Linked DNA regions of Homo sapiens: region 1 is linked to region 2. The links are chromatin loops, found by intact Hi-C in ENCODE. Cell type or tissue: PC-9. All regions are shown on one strand. Links, peaks and the distances in the headings refer to the core of each region. The heading gives the core; the rest is flanking DNA.

Evidence for each region. Hi-C counts contacts between places; a loop is a spot of excess contacts. Peaks named below come from ENCODE experiments on the same cell type or tissue, not always from the same donor. Only the 100,000 strongest peaks of a DNase experiment are listed, where the experiment ranks them.
Region 1: it touches region 2 in a loop (9-fold over the local background); 3 of 110 quality-filtered maps call a loop at or near these places.

The regions. Positions count from the first base shown.
Region 1 is chr17:8,055,387-8,067,297 of GRCh38, forward strand. No RefSeq gene overlaps it. Among named protein-coding and RNA genes, the nearest start is that of ALOX15B, 22 kb to the left of the region's middle. RefSeq lists enhancers at 2,291-2,808, 2,292-2,361, 8,961-9,462. In PC-9, for the core only: CTCF peaks have their summits at 2,461 (motif pointing left) and 5,022; a DNase peak (open chromatin) is centred at 2,485; H3K27me3 peaks cover 1,349 bases.
Region 2 is chr17:9,516,976-9,528,886 of GRCh38, forward strand. All of the region lies in intron 4 of STX8 (syntaxin 8), which reads right to left. Among named protein-coding and RNA genes, the nearest start is that of STX8, 53 kb to the right of the region's middle. In PC-9, for the core only: a CTCF peak has its summit at 5,255 (motif pointing left); no DNase peak of the experiment used is centred there.

The DNA of each region.
Region 1 (11,911 bases), core at 1,930-9,929, 1.5 Mb before region 2:
TACAGGCACCCACCACCACACCCGGCTAATTTTTGTATTTTTAGTGGAGACGGGGTTTCGCCATATTGACCAGGCTGATCTCGAACTCCTGACCTCAAGTGATCCTCCCACCTCGGCCTCCCAAAGTGCTGGGAGGGATGCTTTATTTTCTAGCACGGCATACCACTGTTTGACTTTTCTGTGTGTTATTAATAAAGGCCTCGATTTATGTGAAGTTCATGTAAATGATTTGTTCCTTTTTTTAAAAGCAAATAAACTGGAGATTATAGTTCATTGCTCTGTAGAATGTTGACTAGTTTCATATCTAACCCAACAATCGTGTCCTAACATTCCTTTATTAAATTGCCTGTAAGTGCCCGGCTCCTCAATTGTTCTTGAAACCAGCATGACCATCTGGCTGAGTCGAATAAAATATTTGACTTGTGAACATTCTAATTTGTATGAACCATGTTTTTAATTTGTTTGAAATCCCTCCCAGGGTGGAGGGAGAGCTGCTTGTGCCACCCCAGAACAGTGCCTAGAACCCCAATCCCTTCTTCTCTCTGCCAGGTCCTCTTCCAGCCTCCTCTTTATCTTTGTGCCCGCCTTCCCCTCACCGCACCCCCATCCATGTTGGACATCCCAGGGGTGCCTTTGCTCACTACCCCAGGGAATGAGAAACAGACTCTTCTGTCCCCACCCGCATCCCCCACTGACCTAAGAAGGTGCTGAAGCCTGGGACAGAGACAAAAGTGGCAGAAATGGAGAGGGATGTGTGGGTTGAAATAGGGGGCTTGGATGTGGGCCCAGGTGGTTGAGGACCAGCCTACACTGTGCCCATTTAAAGATTAATAGTATATGCTTTAGAATAGTGCTTTACTAATATGATTATGAATCATAAGTATAATAGCTTGTGCTTAGTACAACAATAAGAGAATCAGGCGGTGAGCTTGCTTGACTGACCACAGAGTGGAACAAACAACCACAGGAAGTCTGCGGAGCCTCTGAGCAAGAAAGTTGGCTTATTGCTCAACCTTCCACTTGAGTGCCTGAACAAAGGTCTCATGGGAAGGGAAGCGACCCCTGCTCCATTACCCGGGAGGGTACTGCAGGAGGCTGCTGGTAAAAGAGGAGAAGTCCTCTGCAGTAGGGTTAAGGAGGAAGCCTCCTATCTCCCGCATGTTCCCAGAGGCAAAGCAGCTGCTCTGCTGACGGTGCTCAGGCGTTGACCACTCCTTTGATGTACAGGCCTGTGGGTTTGAAGGGCTGTTTGCTTTCACGTCCTGTTCTGTTCTATTAGCCGCTTAGTTGGACTCTGATGATTATCTGTAAGTTAAACATAGAGTATTAGCTTACGTAGTGGAACAGTAAATAGTATTAACTGGCTAATGACCGACACAGCAGGCTCCGCCACCTCTCCCTATGCTCACCCAATGATCACCTCACCATCAGCCCACCCTCAGCCTATAGGATCAAAGGAACTGTACTCAATAAATATCAGTGGAACCCAGAGCTCCTGGCCTTTGCAATCTCCACGTTGCGATGGATCCTTGGACCCACTTTTGTTAACTCTTAAACTTTGTGTCTTTGTCTTTATTTCTTTTCTCATTCCCTCGTCTCCACCGGGAAGGGGAGAGCCTGCGGGTGGTGTATCAGGCAGGTTCCCCTACATCTTTGGCACCCAACACGGTCTCCTTGAACCCAGGTGAAGTTACACCTGAGCGTGGTCGTTGTGAAGAACGGTCTGTCCAGGAACTCCCGAGAACGTGTGGTCGGCCTTGCGGTAAGCTTGTGCACTCGGAGCATTCCAGGGACACCATGGGACAATCCAAAAGTAAACATTCTGCATATTTACATTTTATTAAGCTCCTCTTAAAGAGGGCAGGAATTAAGGCTAGCACAGAAAATTTGATTACTCTGTTTCCAACAGTAGAGCAATATCGTCCTTGGTTTCCTGAACATGGTACCATGGACTTCAAAGATTGGGAACAGGTGGGAATTGCCTTAAAACAAGTTTGTAAGGAAGGAAAATTTATCCCCCTAACAGCCTGGTCAAACTGGGCTATAGTTAAAGCAGCCTCGGAACCGTTTCAATCGGAAAATGAGGCTTATCCTCCAGCAGAAAGAATTTCTGCAGAGGAAGGTGGTGATGCTGCTGAAGGAGGAGAGGATAGTGAAGAAGATTTTGAGGAAAATACAGACAAACCTGGAGATGAGTTAATTTCTTTTGAGGAGCACGTGGGACCTTCAGCTGCTCCTAAAATAGAGAAGCCATATATGCCAAGATGTTTAAAACAAAGAAGGGCCTTGAGGAGCAGTCGGCTCCTCATTGGGATCATCCGGAGTGGCCGCCTCCAATAAAGCAATGTAGCTTGGAGCCTTGGAGGTCTGAATCTCAAATTTGCCCTGTTTCACGAATGAATGAATTGTGGCCTCAGGAACCACGAGCGCATGGTGTAGCACCAGTACAACATAAGGCTGCACTGCCATCTAATGTTAATGAATCGCCATTACAGTTTACTATTCGGCAGGCTAGATTAGCCGGAGATCTTGATGCCTGGCAGTTTGCAGTAGTTTTGCAACCCCCACGACAGCAAGGTGGAGCCCATCAAGCGGTATGGGAACCATTTTCTTTTAAGCTGCTCAAAGATCTTAAAGCAGCTGTTGGTCAGTATGGTCCCAATTCGCCTTTCATCCGATCGCTATTGCAATCTGTGGCTCAGAATAAGCTATTGACTCCGTGTGATTGGGAGATTTTAACGAAAGTTACACTTTCGCCCTCCCAATTTCTTCAGTTTAAGACTTGGTGGACCGACGAGGCTCAAAATCAAGATCGAAAAAACCGTGCTGCTAATCCTGCTATTGCCATTACATTTGAACAACTTCTAGGAATAGGGGGTCAATGGGGAACTGTAAACAACCATCAGGACTTCGAGATGATGCCATTGAACAAATTCGCAATTGCTGTTTGAGGGCATGGGAGAAAATTCAGGATCTGGGAACTACTTATCAGTCTTTTAATTCTATTAGACAAGGCTCAAAGGAACCATATCCTGATTTCATTGCTCGCCTTCAAGACGCAGCACAGAAGGCTCTCACTGATGAAAGTGCCAGGAAGGCCGGGTGCGGTGGCTCATGCCTGTAATCCCAGCACTTTGGGAGGCCGAGGTGGGCGGATCACCTGAGGTCGGGAGTTGGAGACCAGCCTGACCAACATGGAGAAACCCCGTCTCTACTAAAAATATAAAAATTAGCCGGGCGTGATGGCACATGTCTGTAATCCCAGCTACTCAGGAGGCTGAGGCAGGAGAATTGCTTGAACCCAGGAGGCGGAGGTTGCGGTGAGCCGAGATCACGCCACTGCACTCCAGCCTGGGTAACAAGAGCGAAACTCCGCCTCAAAAAAAAAAAAAAAAAAAGAAAGAAAGAAAGAAAGTGCCAGGAAGGTGATTGTAGAATTATTGGCTTGTGAGAATACTAACCCTGAATGCCAGTCAGCTATTCACCCAGTGAAAGGAAAGGTTCCGGTGGGAGTTGATGTGATTAATGAATATATCAGGGCATGTAATGGAGTTGGTGGAATCATGCATAAGGCTATGATAATGGTTCAAGCCACGACAGAGTTAAAAGTGGGAGGTCCAATTAAAAACTTTTCAGGCAATTGTTACAATTGTGGGCAATTTGGACACACAAAAAAGGAACGTAAGAACAAATCGAACAAACAGGCAAGATATAATCAAATAAAAGAACCACCTGGCTTATGTCCCAGGTGCCAGAAGGGTAAACATTGGGCTAATCAGTGTCACTTCAAATTTGACAAAAATGGCCAACCGTTACAACCGCAGTCGGGAAACAGGAAGAGGGGCCAGCCTCAGGCCCCGCTCCAAACGGGGGCATTCTCACTCCAGCAGTTGGTCCCTCAGTCGGTCATTGCCTCTAGTCCAACCACCATCATTGTCTCTTGCCCAACCACCACAGTAACACAATTGGCGCCAGCTACAGCAGGGAGTACAGGCTTAGATTTATGTTTCCCAAAAGCTATCTCTCTGCTTCCAGGGAAATCCCCTCAAAAAGTCCCCACTGGAGTATTTGGCCCTTTACCTGATGGACAGTTGGACTTGTTTTAGGAACATCTAGTCTAAACTTAAAAGGAGTTCAGATTCATACTGGGCTGATTGATTCAGATTTTGTGGGAGAAATTCAATTGGTTATTAGTTCCAGTATTCCTTGGAGTGCAAACCCAGGAGATAGAATTGCTCAGCTGTTGTTATTACCTTATGTAATAGTAGAAAAAAGTACAGTAAAAAGAGAAAGTGGTTTTGGCAGTACTGACAGTGAAGGAAAAGCAGCCTATTGAGTAAATCAAGCTTCTAAAAACAGACCTGTGTGCACAATGATTCAGGGAAAACAGTTTGAAGGACTGGTAGACACAGGTGCTAATATTTCAATTATAGCTCTAAATCAGTGGCCAAAAGCGTGGCCCCGACAAAAGGCTTCTATGGGCTTGATTGGAGTAGGCACAGCATCTGAAGTCTATCAAAGTGCTACAATTTTACATCGTTTAAGACCAGATGGGCAGGAAGTCACCATCCAACCTATGATTACTTTCATTCCCATTAATTTGTAGGGGAGAGATTTGTTACAGCAATGGGGTACAGAAATCACCATTCCCCCTGCAATTTACAGTCCTGAGAGCCAAAGAATGATGACCAAAATGGGATATATTCCTGGGAAAGGATTAGGAAAAAAATGAGGACGGAATAACCCAGCCGATTGAGGTCTCAGTTAAATTTGACCGAAGAGGAATTGGATATCCTTCTTAGGTGCGGCCACTGTTGAGCCTCCAAAGCCCATTGCATTAAAACGGAAAACTCCAAAACCTGTTTGGGTTGATCAGTGGCCGCTTCCTCAACAAAAACTGGAGGCATTACATTCATTGGCAAAAGAACAATTAGACAAAGGACATATTGAACCATCTTTTTCACCATGGAACGCCCCAGTTTTTGTAATTCAGAAAAAATTCGCTAGATGGCGCATATTGACCGACTTATGAGCGGTTAACGCAGCCATTCAACCGATGGGAGCTCTCCAACCAGGGTTGCCATCTCCGGCCATGATCCCAAAAGAATGGCCGATGGTAATAATTGATCTAAAAGATTGTGTTTTTTACTATTCCTTTGGCTCCTCAGGATTTTGAGAAATTTGCATTTACAATACCTGCCATGAATAACAAGGAACCAGCTACTATATATCGATGGAAAGTTGTACCCCAAGGAATGTTAAATAGTCAAACTTTTGTTGGAAAGGTTATTCAGCTTGTCAGGGATCAGTTTCCTGATTGCTATATTATTCATTATGTTGATGACATTTTATGTGCTGCTGCAAGCAGGGACAGACGGATTGAGTGTTTTGCTAGGCTACAAGAAGTGGTGGGACTTACAGGTCTCGCTATAGCACCAGATAAAATCCATACTACACCCTATCATTACCTGGGAATGAGGGTACAGGAGAAAACAGTAAAGCCTCAAAAGGAGGAAATTCGTAAAGAGTCCTTAAAAACCTTAAATGATTTCCAAAAATTATTAGGGGACGTTAATTGGATAAGACCTACTTTAGGAATTCCCACCTAAGCAATGTCTAAACTGTTTGCTTTGCTGAGATGGGATCCAAATTCATGTAGCAAAAGAACTCTGATGCCTGCTGCAGCTGAAGAGTTACAAATGATTGAGGAAAAAATTCAAAGTGCTCAAGTCCGTAGAAGAGATCCTAGTGTTCCATTACAGCTCTTAGTGTTCCCTACTCTCCATTCTCCTATAGGAGTGATTGTTCAAAATGTTGACTTAGTTAAATTGTCCTTTTTAACGCACAGTACGACTAGAACTTTCTCAATTTATTTAGATCAAATAGCTATTCTTATAGGCCAAATACAACTGAGAATAGTCAGACTCATTGGCACCGATCGAGATAAAAATGTAGTTCCTTTAAACAAAGCACAGGTTCGACAAGCCTTTATTAATTCGTCAGAATGGCAGTCAAATCTGGCTGATTTTGTTGGCAGTATAGATATTCATTACCCTAAAACTAAAATGTTTCAGTTCCTAAAAATTGACTACCTAAATTTTACCCAAAATAACTAGTTCCATTCCTTTGGAGGGAGCCGTAACTATCTTTACTGATGGCTCTCAGAATGGAAAAGCAGCTTATACAGGACCGGAAGAAAAGATTATTCAAACTCAGTTTCATTCTGCACAAAGAGCTGAGCTACAAGCAGTTATATCTGTATTGGAAGATTGTAATCAACCTGTTAATATAATCTCTGACTCTGCTTACGTATTCCAAGCTGCCAAAATGGTAAAAACAGCTTTAGTAAAACATATTTCTGATGATCAGTTAAATTTCTTGTTTAGTTCACTTCAACAAGCAGTTAGGACTCAAAATTTTCCCTTTTATATTACACATATTTAGGCTCACACAAACTTACCAGGACCTTTAACCCTATTAAATAATCAAGCAAATTTATTAGTGACGCCTGTTCTAACAGTGTCCGGCCTCTGAGCCCAAGCTAAGCCATCATATCCCCTATGACCTGCACGTATACATCCAGATGCCCTGAAGCAACTGAAGAATCACAAAAGACGTGAAAATGGCTGGTTTCTGCCTTAACTGATGACATTACCTTGTGAAATTCCTTCTCCTGGCTCAGAAGCTCCCCTACTGAGCACCTTGCAACCCCCGCCCCTGCCCGCCAGAGAACAACCCCCTTTGACTGTAATTTTCCACTACCTACCCAAATCCTATAAAAGGGCCCCACCCCTATCTCCCTTCGCTGACTCTCTTTTCGGACTCAGCCCACCTGCACCCAGGTGAAATAAACAGCCTTGTTGCTCACACAAAGCCTGTTTGGTGGTCTCTTCACACAGACGCGAACAAAAGCTCAAAACTTCCATTCCCTAATTCATGTAAATGCTGCTGGATTAAAAAATAAATATTCATTTACCTGGAAACAAGCTAAAAATATAGTACAACATCCTCAGTGCCAAGTGCTACAGCTACCCACCCAAAAACCTGAAGGTAACCCTAGGGGGCTTCAACCAAATGCAGTGTGGCAAATGGACATGACTCATGTCCCATCATTCGGAAAACTTTCTTTCGTACATGTTACTGTTAATACTTTTTCTCGGTTTATCTGGGCTACACGCCAAACTGGAGAAAGCACAGCTCACGTAAAACGACATTTATTATCTTGTTTTGCAGTCATGGGTGTGCCACAGAAAGGAAAAATGGTCTGGTGGAAGGATACCAGAACCAAAACTTGGAAATTAAGAAAAAGTATTACTTGGGGGAGGGGTTTTCCTTGTGTTTCACCAAGAGACAATCAAACACTCATTTGGATACCCAATAGACATTTAAAATTCTACAATGAACCCTACACCGACCGGTCAGAAAAAAGGAAAGAATCAAAAGAGAAAGAAGACCGGTCCCTTCGACCTGTCTTTTCGGGAGCTGAGGAAAATGGTGAAGCTGAGCGTCTCGGAGAAAAAACAGAAGACGGAGAAGACTCGCTAGGCTACACCACTGACATGGGGACAGATAAAGAAGCTGACTCAATTGGCAGAGGACACCCTAAAGGAGAAACAACTAGCGATTACACCGGGTAATATGATCTTGGCTGCCTTGATGGTAATCACCACGGCGGTAAGTCTCTCTGCTGTTTCAGCTAAGCAAAATTTTACTACTGGGCTTATGTTCCATTTCCTCCTTTGATTAGACCTGTCACTTGGATGGACTCCCCTACTGAAGTTTATACAAATGGTAGTATCTGGATGCCTGGGCCGACTTATGATAGCTGTCCTGCATAGCCTGAGGAGGAGGGCATGTTAATGAATGGGATAATTGGGTATAAATACCCTCCAGTTTGTTTAGGAATTGCTCCTGGATGTTTGCCATTACAAATACAAAGTTGGATGGTCTACGTACCTCCTCATAATCGTTCTCAACCTAGTTATCACGTAGTGAGTGGAATGTCTTTTCAACCCATCAGGACTGTAAAAACTTAAGGGGATAGTTATTATCAGTCAAATATAAAAGTCCAAAATTGCAAGCCTAAGGGATTGGCTTGCCCTAAAAGGAATCCAGAATGGTCAGAAAAATGAGAAATTCTTACTTGGGAGGTTTGTGTGGCAGATAATGCGGTAGTTTTGCGAAATGGTTCTCATGGGGTCATTATAGACTGGGCTCCTAAGGAATCTTTTGCTAGAAATTGCACCGGACAAAACGCTGGGTGCGCTGGGGACTCCTTTATGATCGAATATAGAAATGATCCATATAATCCCCCCACTTTAGTTAGAAGATTTGAATCAACATACCCATTAAAGTGGGAAGATAAAGATACTGCTCCCCCTCCACCAAAAATTAGTCCGGTCGTGGGTCTGGAACATCCAGAATTGTGGAAGTTGCTTATGGCGACCTCCGGAATGAGAGTGTGGAAAGGGGAAGCGTCCTGGGGAACAAAAGGTAATAAGCCACTCTTTACTATGCCTTCTCCCTCTGCCCACTCCCCCGCCCCCCGAAAGGAAGACCTCCAGGTGACGCTCCCTGAGGACTCGGGCCAGGTGCTGCTGCTGCGTTTGCACAAGGCGTCCCCCGCCTCCCCTCCCCTCTGCCACCCCTCCCCCCGCCGGCCTCCCCGCCTCCCCCACCTCACCCCTACCCCCTCCGCCCCCCGCCCCCCGCCACGCTGCCTCGCCCCCTCTAGGTCCGGCCCAGACTCCGGGGTCTGCCGCTGGGTCCAGCTGAGGCTGCTGGGGACCCCCTCCGCTCCCCCTTACCAGTGGCTGGAGGGGGCAGGCAAAGGGCAGGGCCGGGGCTGCAGGAGGGGCATGGAGGGAGCGAGGGGGACCAGGGTGGTCATGGGTCAGGGGAGGGGGGCTGGTGTGGACACAGTGGGGAGGGGGGAGGCAGAAAGGTGACATGAGGGGCACGGGAAGGAGGAGGTGGGATGGTTGGGAGGAACCATACTCAGGGAGGGGAGGATGGAAGATAAGTGGGGGAGGGGAGCACCGGCTCTGACAAGAGGATTAGGTGGGGAAGTTGAGTGGTGGATCAGTGAGTGGAAGAGGGAGAAGCTGGTGGAAAGAGAACAGGCCTGTGAAGCAGAGGGGTTGGGGGCAGAACATCGTGGCCCAGTATTGGGGGTGGTGGGTGTAGCTATGTCTTCTCTTTCCTCTTCCCACCGACTTTACTCTTTGGTCCCCTCTGGCCTGGGCTGTTGAGTTGGGGCTCAGTGAACGGATGGGGACGACCTCAGGTGCTGAAGCAGGTGCTGAAGCAGGGTCTGCCGTGGGGGGAAGGTGGAGTGGGCAGGGCTTCTCCATCCCTGGGGGAAGAGGCAAAGCAGACGCAGAGGCCAGGGGCTGGCCAACACCCTGGTTCAAAGATGCTCCCACCCCAGGTCTGGGGAGAGGAGGGGAGAGGCTGGGGGCTAAGATCTCCCTTTCTGCACCTGGATCCCCTCCACAGCCTGGGCCATTCTGTCTTTGTTTCTGCAGGAACACTGCCCTGAAACTGCAGGACTGCTGGGCAGCCAGGGGTCTGGAAAAGGGATCAGTGTACCTTCATCTTCCCCACACCAAGGTGTCAGGTCCGCAGGGTGAGGGAGGAAGGGCGAGGTGGCTGCAGCAGGGCAAGAGGGTCCTTGGTGGCAACCTTGTGGGACTGAGAACCAGAAAGCCAAAATTAGAACATTCTGGAAATCACAGGACTTGTTCTGTGCTGCCACCAGTTCCTACCTGTCCTTTGAAGAAGCTCACTTCTGCCCTGAGAATGTGCACGTCCTGCCATTGTGCTCGGCTCACTGCAACCTCTGCCTCCTGGGTTCAAGCGATTCTCCTGCCTCAGCCTCCTGAGTAGCTGGGACTACAGGCACCCACTACCACACCTGGCTAATTTTTGTATTTTTAGGAGAGACGGGGTTTCACCATGTTGGTCAGGCTGGTCTCGAACTCCTGACCTCCTGATCTGCCCACCTCAGCCTCCCAAAGTGTTGGGATTACAGGGGTGAGCCACCACGCCCAGCCCAGCAGTGGCTTCTGTGTGGGAAGAAGGTCAGGGCTGAAGGACCCTGGGAGGATGCCCCACCCAACATGTCCTCTCTCATCGTGGGGTAATTGCCCATGTTTGCCCAGCCATTCTCACCTATCAGGGCTTCCAAAAGAATGGCCAAAGTAAGTTCTAACAACTTTGCTTCTTTGCCAAGGCAAGCACCAATGCTACTTTTCTGCCCTCTCTGGATGCCCGTGACTTCGGTCCCACAGGAAGCCAAGCTCCTGAGGCAGCTGAAATTCAGTCAGGGGACTGGGGTCTGTGTACTGATCTACACCCCACTTCATACCTACTTCTTCAAACTGTCCCCAACACTGGGAACACCTGTCCTTGAATATCCTCAGCAATTTAAGGGGAAAAAAAGGCTGAAGCAGAAAGACTTTTTCCTTCCAAAATTGTGCCTGCTTGCTTGGGGGCCTAGGCATGCAGACTTGAAAATAAATCAAGCTTGGGTGGGGCATGGTGGCTCCCGCCTGTAATCCCAGCACTTTGGAAGGCCGAGGCAGGCCAGGCAGGGTGAGGAGGATCACAAGGTCAGGAGATCGAGACCATCCTGGCTAACATGGTGAAACCCTGTCTCTACTAAAAATACAAAAACAAAATTAGCCAGGGTGGTGGCGGGTGCCTGTAGTCCCAGCTACTCTGGAGGCTGAGGCAGGAGAATGGCATGAACCCAGGAGGCAAAGCTAGCAGTGAGCGGAGATCGCACCACTGCACTCCAGCCTGGGCGACAGAGAGAGACTATAGAAAGAAAGGAAGAAAGAAAGGAAGGAAGGAAGGAAACTAAGCTTAGGAGGCCGAGGCAGGTGGATCACCTGAGGTCAGGAGTTTGAGACCAGCCTGACCAACACAGCAAAACCCCGTCTCTACTAAAAATACAAAAATTAGCCACGCATGGTGGCAGGCACCTGTAATCTCAGCTACTCAGGAGTCTGACGCAGGAGAGTTGCTTGAACCTGGGAGGCAGAGGTTGTAGTGAGCCGAGATTGCGCCACTTCACTCCAGCCTGGGCGAAAGAGCGAAACTCCGAATAAATAAATAAATAAATAAACAAACAAGCAAACCAAGCTGGAAGATTCAGTAGTGCTCACTCTCCAATATCCTTGTTGCCGCTGGGTGCACGATGCATTTAAACTATACAGGTCAAACTCTTGGTTCAGAAACCCTAGCACCAGTGCCACGCCCCAAAGCAATGCAACCTCTTATTAAATGATCACTCTGGTTTAACAAATCATCTACACTGCCTTGTGACAAAGTAGCAGGAGAATGGGACCCGGGACTGGTGAGTTTTGGCAGGGAATCAAAAGGGCCTCTCTGAGCGGAAGCCCGGAAGGACGGGCCGTTCTGGTATCCAGCATTCTTTAGTATTCCAGTTTTCTCAAATTCAACTTATCCTAGGTGAGGTCTTAGTGCACATCACAGAGCATGTTAGGCTTCCCTCAAAACGGGTGGGGCCAAGGGAGTTCAGATGACTCCTCAGGCAGAAACCAAACCTGCGATCCTTTGTTGTCTAAGAAAACCACTTGGAAAAGTAAAGTCATCCAACCCGTTGTGCTAGAGAGGAGGGAAGCCCAGCCCAGCCATCAGCATCAGGAAGTGGCTATGCTGGGAAGTTGGAGATGGGTCTGACAGTGGTGGCCATGCTGCAGGCAGAGGACCAGGGTGACTCTCCCCACGCCTACCCTCTGCAGAGTATGCATTTCAGACTAGAAGGAGGATGAGGACACCTTTTTCGCCTCCTTCACCTCCTAGTTTCTGAATGACCTCAACTCCATCCTGATCCACTGCTGTCACTGACTCCCAAAGAATTTTCTGGTCACTGATGCCATGA
Region 2 (11,911 bases), core at 2,075-10,074:
GTAAGTGGGGAAGACTCATCTTGGTGGGAGAAAGCAGATATTCTTTTTAATCCTGCAAAAGATGATTTCCTATTGTTGCAAATTGTGAATTAGATTTTTTCAATCTCCTCTCAAATGTTGTCTCCTCAGAGAGGTTTCCCTGACTCCTCCATCTAAAATAACATCTGTCTCTGTCACTCCTTCACCCCACTCCTCCTTATCTTGCTTAATTTTTCTTTATAGCACTGAAGTCACCAGCCATTATGCATTTGTTTGTTTTCTGTCTCCCACGCTAGACTATAAGCTCCACAAGGGCAGGGACTAGGTCTTATCACTCCATCCTTTATCACATTATGGCTGGCATAATGGACACTGAAAGAAAAACATGGAATTAATTATTTTTTCAGCAAAACCCATAAATAAATGAATGAAATCAATAAGGAGAGTTGTCAGGAAATTACAGTATCACACATTGGTGCTATAATATGTTTTGTGATTTCAAAGGCATTTCACAAACATTATCTCATGTGAATCGCACACAGCCCTGTGTGTAAGTCAGCACAGGTATTACTGACAAGAAAACTAAGGCAGAGACATCCAGTGGCTTCCTCAGGGCCACCCACCTAGTGGCAGAGCTAAGGGTTCAGCCCACATCTTGTGATTCTTAACCCAAGGCATTTCCTTTCTACCACTTCAGAGGTTTCATAAAGGTAAGGAGGTTGAGCACAGTAGTTCACACCTGTAATCCCAGCACTTTGGAAGGCCAAGGCAGGAGGACTGTTTGAGCCCAAGAGTTCAAGACCAGCCTGGGCAACAAAGCAAGACCCCTATTGTAAAAAAAAAAAAAAAAAAAAAAAGGCAAAGAGACTTAAGGCAGCCTTGAAGAATGCGTGAGGTTTAGTGAAGAAAGGAAGAGATGGTAAGGCATTCCAAGAAAAGGCAAAAACACGAATGAGTCTCCAGGACCAGGAATGTGTACCACATAAACATGTGTGATGTAAGAGTGGAGAGTGGGCAAAATTTGGGGGGGCTAGATTTAGAATTAATTCCGAGGTAGGTAGCTACAGTGACCCTCCATTTGTTCTAATAACTTATCCTCCTATTATCCCAGGATCTCATAATTTTAACTTTCTACTAGTTCTTCTCCATCCTATAAATCCTCAAGCAATGACTTTCTCTCCTATTTGCAGCCAAACTTCCATGAAGAATAACCTATGCTCACCAACTCCACTTCCTGACCCCCGTTCACTCCTCAACCCACTGCAAGCCAACTTCTACCCCTGCACGACCAAAATCTTCTCACTCACAGCCTCCTCACTGCCAAACACTCTTCCCAGGTCTTACCAGACCCCTCCTCCAGGCCTTACCAGACCCCTCTTCCAGGCCTCATGTGTCACAGCTAAGCTTATTATCCCCCTTTCCATGAATCCTCTCCTCTCTTGGCTTCCTCCACACCACTCTCTCCCACTGACAGCTCCTTCTCTATAATTTGCAGGTACCTCTTCCCCCATCTGCCTCTGAAATGTGGGTTCCTTGGGAATTCGACTTAGATCTGCTCCTCTCACGGTATTGTGTTTCTCTGGGCAAGTCTATCTGTGCTAGGGGCTTCAGGCTGTAGGAACAGATGCTAGCAGCCAGGCGTGGTGGCTCATGCCTGTAATCCCAGCACTTTGGGAGGCCGAGGCGGGTAGATCACGAGGTTAGGAGTTCAAGACCAGCCTGGCCAACATGGTGAAACCCCGTCTCTACTAAAAATACAAAAAATTAGCTGGGCGTAGTGGTGGGCGCCTGCAATCCCAGCTACTCGGGAGGCTGAGGCAGGAGAATCGCCTGAACCCGGAAGGCAGAGGTTACAGTGGAGCCGAGATCGTGCCACTGCACTCCAGCCTGGGCGGCAGAGCGAGACTCCGTCTCAAAAAAAAAAAAAAAAGAATAAATGCTAGCAATGCTTAAAGACATTCATTCTATGCCCAGCACATATGAAATCAGACACATTCCCTTGAGTCATTATGGTGGTGAATTCTGAACTAGGGGTGGGGAGGGACGTGCTCTCCTTCCTAGCAGGACAATACCAGAATCTGGAGGGTTTGGGGGGAGTAGCACACAAATAGTTAAAAAGAAACCCCACATATAAAAACATTCAGGCAAAGCACGTCCTCCCACCCCTTACCTGATTGAAAATCACGGTGCTAAACAGACTTACAAATTTGTCTCTACCCATAATATCTCCCTACAGGTTCTTTATCTGCATTTGTGTCTTTTCATTTAAAAATCTCCAACTGGGTATTCCTCCCCAAACTCAACATATCCAAAATCAAATTCATGACTCTCACCCCATAAGCTGCTTCTTCTCGTACGCTCTCTATTTTGGTGAGCAGCATCACTGTATTCCCAAGTCATCCAAGCCATTTTTTTTTTTTTGGTCTCCCTTCTAACCACATCTCATCAACAAACAAGGCCTCCCTCAGAGATGGTTCTCACATCCAAGCCCTGACTGCCCTCCCCATTGGTACTGCCTTGGCTCAGACACCCATCACCTCTCATGTACAACATGGTTACAGCCTTCTGATCGGTCTCCTTGTCCCCAGTTACCCTCATTCAAATCATCCTACACTCTGCTGCAAGAATTATTGTTCTTAAAACAGAGATCTCACCCTATCACTTCCCTATTCAAAAACTTCCCTGACTCCCCAGAAGCTACAACATGGCTACGATCTCTCTACGACATCATCTCCTCAACATCCCCGCTTCCACACCCTACTTCGGCCCTCCAGACTGCTCCCCACCGCTCAGACAAAGGCAAAACTTTCACACTCTCATGTTTTTGCATGAGTCTGGAGTGTCCCCACCCCCACCCCCTTTGTCCATCTGGCAAAATTCTATTCATTCCCCTAAGGTTCAACTCAAATGTCAATTCTGCTGCTTAGGCTTTCCTGATCCCTAGCCCCATCCCCCTTCCCTTGAATCAATCACTCGCTGGTATTCCCATGGTGCTATGTTCACAACCTCTAACGTGGCATTTATCAAGCGGGATTGTAGTTAGTTATTTACTCATCTGTCTCCCTTCCTAAATTATGAGCTCTGTGAGGGAAGAGGCCACATGACAGTTATGTTTATATCCCCAGGACCAAAACACAGAGCCTCGGAATATGCCAGAGCATAAGCATTCAGTAAATGTTTATGAACCAGAACTAGGAAAACCATTGAGGTTTTTAAGCTCTCTTTCTTAAAAACAAAATGAGAGAAGCATTTAACATTTTTATCTTGAAATGTTTTTTAAAAATCAAGCAAAGCAAAACTTAATCAACTGCTACCTGCCTTCAAGACTTCAGCAGCAAAGACTGATACTGTTTGAGCAGATGGAGAGAATTACTTGAAAGGGAATTTGGTCAGTAAAACACCTTGTAGCTCAGCCTCACTTTTGGAAATGACAAGTAAGAGGCATTTTTCCTCTGCAAAGGAAATTAAAGAAAGGAAATGCTAAATACTATGCTTCTGAGCTTAGAACAGACTTGAATTTTTTTAATAAATGATTTCTATCCATATTATTTCAAGATGAAACTTTTCAAATAAATGAAACTTATCAAATAAATGCCACATCAGTAAATACGTTAGATATCTTGTCTTATCAAGATTTAACCAAAAAGTTTCACAATCACTTCTAAAGACATAAAATGATTTCATTTTCATCCCCCAAAGAAAATGATGTACATTATTTAAATTATGATAATATCGGGGGGGTGCACAGACAATCCATGTCTTTCTACAGACAAATGAAGTTGAAGCTTGTTAGAGTTCATAGGAAGGGCGTTCTTATCAACTGAATACAGAATTGAAATAGCAGTGAATTCCAAGAAGTAGCTTTCTTTAGCCTTTCTTAGCGTTTCAAAAAGATGTCAAAGTGACTATATAAAATGTTTGTTTTGTCTGGAAAAAATATCAGTGTTTGGGCATTCACAGACCACAGGGAGGTTTGCAGTTAGGATGAGGGAAGATATTTCTGGGGTGTGAGTGAGCTGAGTCTGCAAAGCTTCGTAACTAGACTTGCCTATAGATTTGAAAACACTCCTATGATATAAAAGGGTAATTCCTTTTTCAGAACTTTTTTTGGTAGTTCCTTTCTGTGAATATAAAGATGCACAGAGGCTCAAATTTCAATTAGAAATAGATTCTTTGACAGAAATTCTTTAGAGACGAAGTCTGGCAACAATACGCAGACTGGATTACACGGAAGAGAGGCTGCAGTCAGAGAGGCAGGCCAAAAGGCCAGTGTGGTAATTTAGGTGGGAGGTAACAGGAGTCTGGACAAGGGAAGTGACAAGAGGGAACAGAGAGAAAGGGACAATTAACATAGTGGCTCAAGGGAAATTCCACAAGTGTTGATGAATAGACTGGATATAGGGAATAAAGATTGCCAAACCTATGTGACTTGAAGAAATTGACACGACTTCAGGAAAAGGAAATTTTTTCATTACCTTTCAATTTTCAACACAGCACTTAATAACAATCCCAGAGTTAAACTGGTCCTTCAAGAGATCATGATTATGTAGGAATATCTGTAGCCATATTTACTAAACTGTTAACATCTTTCAGTCCAATACTCTGTCCTACTCTTTTCTGTATCCCATCCACCCTTCCATCCATCCATCCATCTGACAAACACTGAATATCTTCTATGTATCAGGCACTAATCTAGTGACTTGTAAGTGAACAAGAGAGACATAAATACCTGACCTCATGGAGCTAATACTCAAGGGACAATAAATGCCTAACATTGTGCCGACTGCAAAGTTGATACTCAAAATATTTTTTGTTCAAATTGAATAATCTCCATTGAGTATTAGTCCAGAACAAATAAGAATCAGAACAAGGAAAATATCTTCCTTACATAATATCCAAGGAAATTTCACTATAGCACCTTTAAAATCTATTACAATCAAATATTGTTCTAATTTAAAAGCAATCCTATTTTTTCCTATTCATTGCTTGCCAAATTTACCAATAAAAAGTTTTAACACTAAATGAAAACCTTGATGAAACAGTTCACAGAAGAATAGAAATACAGGGTAGAAAAGGCCATCATTTTTTTGGGTCTCCAACTCAAATTTCAAAACCCCAGGGCACTGCTCCTGAGAGTCACACAGGCCATCTTAAGCAAAAAACAAAACCAAAAGGAACACTTCTGTACCTTAAATGTTTGCAAATCATGGTACCTTAAAAGTAGAAGAGGGGCAAAAAGGGGTGATACACAAAAAACAAGAATTCCAAGTAAAAGATGAATGAGCTGCTCTACCATATTTATGGTGACTGAGAGCCATCTGCTGGTTACAGTTTAGTTACAACAGTCCAGGAGGGCCAACTATTGCAGGCAGCTTCTCTATTACATGATGCATGCAACATGCTTAGAAACACAATGCACTGGTTCTCACTCCTGTGAGGAAGCTTAAAAAAGTTTCCTATCGGCCGGGCACGGTGGCTCACGCCTATAATCCCAGCACTTTGGGAGGCTGAGGCAGGTGGATCACGAGGTCAGGAGATAGAGACCATCCAGGCTAACACGGTGAAACTCCGTCTCTACTAAAAATCCAAAAAAAAAAAAAAAAAAAAAATTATCTGGGCATGTGGCGGGTGCCTGTAGTCCCAGCTACTCAGGAGGCTGAGGCAGGAGAATGGCGTGAACCCAGGAGGCGGAGCTTGCAGTGAGCCGAGATCGCGCCACTGCACTCCAGCCTGGGCGAAAGAGCGAGACTCCATCTCAAAAAAAAAAAGTTGATATCATACAAGCAGTGAGTAGGATAGTGGTTACCAGAGGCTGGGAAGGGCAAGAGGTTGGGGGAAGGAAAGGTTGGTTAAGGGAGACAGGGAACAGCTGGATGGCAGAAGTGAGTTCTGGTGTTCTGTGGCATACTAAGGTGAATACAGCAAATGATAATTTACAGTTTTTTGAATAGCTAGAAGAGAGGATTATGAATGTTATCAACACAAAGAAATGATACAGGTTTGAGGTTATGGGTATGCTAATTACCCTGATTTGATCATTACACATTATATACATGTATCAAAATATCACACTGTAAGCCAGGCTCGGTGGCTCTCACCTGTAATCCCAGCACTTTGGGAGGCCGAGGCAGGTGGATCACAAGGTCAAGAGATCGAGACCATCCTGGCTAACACAGTGAAACCCCATCTCTACTAAAAATACAAAAAATTAGCCAGGCATGGTGGCATGTGCCTGTAGTCCCAGCTACTTGGGAGGCTGAGGCAGGAGAATCACTCGAACCCAGGAGGCAGAGGTTGCAGTGAGCCGAGATTGCACCACTGCACTCCAGCCTGGGCAACAGAGCGAGACTCCATCTCAAAAAAAAAAAAAAAAATCACACTGTACCCCATAAATATGTACACTTATATGTCAATTAAATATATATGTACATATATATATACACACACACACATATATATATTTAAAGAGAAACAAATGCGCAAAAGTCAACAGAACTTATATAATATGAGGGAGTTGGTGTTCCTAGAGCCATGCCTTTTTGACACCATCTGCAATAACAACTCTCCATCTTCTTCCAGTTGGTTCTTCACAACCAAACACAGTTATGATAAATCCGTTGAGTGTCCAGTCAAGATGAGCAATCTACATTTGCTTTAGGCATTCGGCATACCTAATGATTTCCATCTTTGTCTCAACATTACTGTTTTCACTTTACTGTACTTGTTTCCATTCTCACTCATTTTATAAAGTAAAGGTAAAATGCAATAAAATATTCAACCAATTGTGCAAATCAATACTGTTCTATGAACAAAGATGTGAGTTCAGTGAAACAAAATTATCAGCTGGCAAGCAGTGCCACCATCAATAATATTAATAGAAATGTGTGTTTGGCAGCTGATATACAAAAATCCAAATTAGGCATTAAAAGGCCATTTAAGAGTGTCAATGAATAATGCTTATGCATTCAAGATGCACAAAAGCCAAGGACCACCTACATCGTCCATTTTTCACCTCAGTGACCTTACTGTTTATTATACCAATTCATCTAACTCATGTCTAAAGACAACAAATTTTGAGATGGACACCCACATTTTCAATTCTGGCATCTTTTCCCTCTGGAATGTGTAAGCTCCCTCGGGTAACTTTTATGCAACCAGTTGGGTGCCAATGTGCGGACTGATATGGAAATTACTGTTCTAAAAAGACAGGATTCAAGAAGATACACAAGGAGGAAAAACAACACATGATGTACAAATTTCTACCCACTTGCGGTATCAATTTCTGTCTCAGTCCTTTCAGGCTGCTATAACCAAATACCTCAGACTGGGCAATTTATAAACAACAGAAATTTACTGCTCACAGTTCTGGAGGCCAGGAAGTCCAAGAGCATGGCATAAGCAGATACGGTGTCTGGTGAGGACTTTTTCTCTGCTCCATGGGTGGTGCCTTCTACATGTTCTCATATGTCCAAAGGGGCAAGGAAGCTCCCTTCAATCTTTTTTTTATAAGGGCACTAATCCCATTCTTGAGGGCAGAGTCCTCATGACTTACTTCCCCGAAGGTCCCACCTCTTAATACTATCACACTGGAGATTAGGTTCTAACATATGAATCTTGGGAGGACACTACTATTCAGACCATGGCAAAGGGTGTCAATGAATAATGCATACCATTCAAGACATACAAAAGTCAAGGACTGCCTACATAGCCATCACTTCCACCTCAATAACCTTGATTTGCTATTATTACACCAATTCATCTACTTCATATCTAAGAAAGCAAATTATCAAGATGGACACCTATTTTGATTTGTTTTGTTTTGTTTTGTTTTTGTTTGTTTGAGATGGGGTCTCACTCTGTTTTTTTTTTTTGAGATGGGGTGTCACTCTGTCACCCAGGCTGGAGTGCAGTGGCACAATCTTGACTTACTGCAACCTCGGCCTCCTGGGCTCAAGCAATTCTCCCACCTCAGCCTCCCTAGTAGCTAGGACTACAGGCATGCACCACCATGTCTGGCTAATTTTTTGTATTTTGGGTAGAGATGGGGTTTCACCATGTTGCCCAAGCTGGTTTCGAACTCCTGACCTCAAGTGATCCACCCACCTTGACCTCCCAAAGCACTGGGATTACAGGCGTGAGCCACTGCGCCTGGCCAACACCCACGCTTTTAACTATGTCATCCTTTCCCTCTGTGAGCAGGGCCCAGGAATGTATAAGCTCCCTCAGGTGACTTTTATGCAATCAGCTGGGCACCAATGTGCAGACTGGTATAGAAACTACCACCCTTGAAAAAGCAGGATTCAAGAAAGTACGCAAGACAGAAAACACATGGTATAAATACATGGTCTTCTCAGCCTCCCCCCACTGCCCACATTGATTTCTCCATTTTCTCTTTTCTTTTTTTTTTTTTGAGACGGAGTCTCACTCCGTTGCCCAGGCTGGAGTGCAATGGCATGATCTCGGCTCACTGCAAGCTCCACCTCCTGGGTTCACACCATTCTCCTGCCTCAGCCTCCTGAGTAGCTGGGACTACAGGCGCCCGCCACCACACCCAGCTAATTTTTTGTATTTTTAGTAGAGACGGGGTTTCACCGTGTTAGCCAGGATGGTCTCGATCTCCTGACCTCATGATCTACCCGCCTCAGCCTCCCAAAGTGCTGGGATTACAAGCGTGAGCCACCGTGCCCGGCCCAGATTTCTCCATTTTCTAATCTCCCAGATCATTTATGGCTCATATCACACAAAGTGGCATTTCACTATACACTATCATGTATGGTCCAGAGTTGTTTTGTGCAAGATAGAAAGACATCCCCACATGGCCTGCTATCTCTGTACTCCCTTCTGCTAAGACGGTGAGTGCTATCGTTCATTAATGTCTATAGAACACTTTCCAGTTTACAAAGAGCCTCCACATAGATTTATCTCATTTGAACTTCACAACAGTTTGAGGAATCATGGTTACCTTCATTTTCCTGACAATGATGTGTAGTTAAAACTCAAACCCTGGTTGTCTAATACCAAATCCTTTGCTCCTTCCACAGAATGACACAAGGCAAACTTAGCAATATGCCACACTTGAACACCTGGTGGAATACTGTCCCTACGAACAGGGTAATACTGTCCCTGCAAGTGTGAAAGACGAAGTATTCAAAGCCAGTGGGAAAGGAATACATGAGGGCCCCTGAAAGGGAATCATGGTAAGATTTCAAAAGTACGAGAGACAAAGCCCAAGGGACAAAACCCAGGGCAAAGGATGAGAGGACCTGGGTTCTAGTTCTCTCTCTTCCATTGATTCACCATGGGCACAACGACTTCTCTAAGAATCAGTCTCCTCATTTGTAAACCAAAAAAGTAATCGCTTGAGTTATAACACCGTATCAGAAAGAAAAAAGTCAAACACACATGGGAGCGTTGAGGCCTAAGACCGCCCCCACCCGCCACTCCACATGCATCCTACATGCACGTCCTGGAACCAACACTCATGTATGCTTAGGGGTGACTGTAATATATCAAAAATTGCTCGGTAAACAGAGAAGAGAAAGAGGGAGAAATAACTTTTATTTTCAACAAACAAGAACAGGCTTTTTAATTTCTTAAAAATTTTTACTTAAAGAAAACACAAGTTGGAAACATTTTTTAAAATTAACAGGCTCACGCCTGTAATCCCAGCACTTTGGGGGGCCGATATGGGCTGATCAAGAGGTCAGGAAATCAAGAACAGCCTGGCCAACATGGTGAAACCCTGTCTCTACTAAAAATACAAAAATTAGCCAGGTGTGGTGGTGCGTGCCTGTAATCCCAGCTACTCGGGAGGCTGAGGCAGGAGAATCGCTGGGAGGTGGAGGTTGCGGTGAGCTGACATCACGCCATTGTACTCTGCCCTGGGCAACAAGAGCAAAACTCCATCTCAAAAAAACAAAAACAAAAAAAAAGTAACGTAATGAGGCCAAGCATAGTTCACACATCTGTAATCCCAGCATTTTGGGAGGCCGAGGCGGGTGGATCATGAGGTCAGGAGATCGAGACCATCCTGGCTAACAAGGTGAAACCCCGTCTCTACTAAAAATACAAAAAATTAGCCGGGCGCGGTGGCGGGCGCCTGTAGTCCCAGCTACTCGGGAGGCTGAGGCAGGAGAATGGCGTGAACCCGGGAAGCGGAGCTTGCAGTGAGCCGAGATTGCGCCACTGCAGTCCACAGTCCGGCCTGGGCGACAGAGCGAGACTCCGTCTCAAAAAAAAAAAAAAAAAAGAGGCTGAGGCAGGAGGATTGCTTGAGCCCAGGAGTTAGAATCCAGCCTGGGCAACAGAGAGAGACCCTGTCTCTACAAAATAAAAATATATTAGCCAGGCATGGTGGCATGTGCCTGTGGTCCCAGCTACTTGAGAGGCTGAGTTGTGAGGATCACTTGAGCCCAGGAGTTGCAGGCTGCAGTGAGCTGTGATCTCACCACTGCACTCCAGCCTGGGTGACAGAGCGAGACCCTGTCTCAAAAAAATTAAAATTAAAATTAACATAATGAACTAAAATACAGCGTGATTAGGTAATTCTACTTTCTTCTTCCCGTTTATTCAGAAACTGGAGTTTTCCTTCTTTTTCAATTCTCAAATGATTTTTTTAAAGACTTAAAATTAATACATGCAGGGGCAAAGAATGTTTTTATTTTCCATACCAAAAGTCACAACTATACCAGTAGTTAAGGGCTGCAATTCAAAAGAAGATACCATTTTTTACCCATCAGAGCAACAAAACAAAATCCATCAAGTTCTGTAACGCCCACTGACAGCTAAGGTTTAAGGAAAGGGGCCCTCACACAGATTGCTGAAGGGAATGTAAATGCCACAACTTTTAAGAAAAAGACATGGTGGTACCTATTACATCTTTAACACTCATACCTTTTGTCCCAGTAACCCCACTTTGAGGACTCTATTGCTAAAGAAATAGAAGCCATGGTCTTTAAGAATATTTACTGCAGCACTCGTTGTAATGGCAAAAAACTAAACAACCCAACGTCCATCAAATGGGGAGTGGCTGGAAAAATGCCTGCATATTTATATTGTGGAATACAACTGACGAATTTGTCAGACACATCAACTTGGAGGAATGTCCAAATTTAAGTGAAGAAAAGTAAAATTACAGAGGAAAATGTATAGTACAGTTCTGTTTTCTTTAAAAATAGGAAAGGAAAACTTTTTTTAGGTATGTATGTTTGTAAATTTATAGTTGTATAAGCATAGATAAATGTGGGGAAGGGAAACTCCAAACAGCCAATCCTGGTTACTTGAGGAGAAAGGCACTGGAGGGGCAGAAAGGGAGAGAGAGTATGAACTTTTGAGTTACACATTGGTATGTTTTGACTTTTTTGACACGGACTCTCGCTCTGTCGCCAGGCTGGAGTGCAGTGGCGCAATCTTGGCTCACAGCAACCTCCGCCTCCCGAGTTCAAGCGATTCTCCGGCCTTAGCCTCCTGAGTAGCTGGGATTACAGGCGCGTGCCACCATGCCCGGCTAATTTTTGTATTTTTAGTAGAGATGTATTTAGTAGAGAGTAGAGACCATGTTGTCCAGGCTGGTCTCGATCTCCTGACCTCGTGATCCGCCTGCCTCAACCTCCCAAAGTGCTGGGATTACAGGCGTGAGCCACTGCGCCTGGCTTTTTTGACTTGTTATAATGTGCATGTATCATGTGGATTGCCTATTTTAAACCCAATTACAGGGTCATTTCCCCATGATGGAAGCAGGGAGGGAATACGGAAAGGGAAGAAAATAGGAAAACAAAGATCTACAAAATAAATGACAACTTAAGTAGAAACTATTAGAAAGAGGTATTAAAAGCATCCCTCTTCGTTAAAAAAAAAATTAAGAATAGGAGATAAAAACTAAAATCAAGAAATGCCAAAATCATGCATATTTTTCCAGAGGGAAAGAGAAATA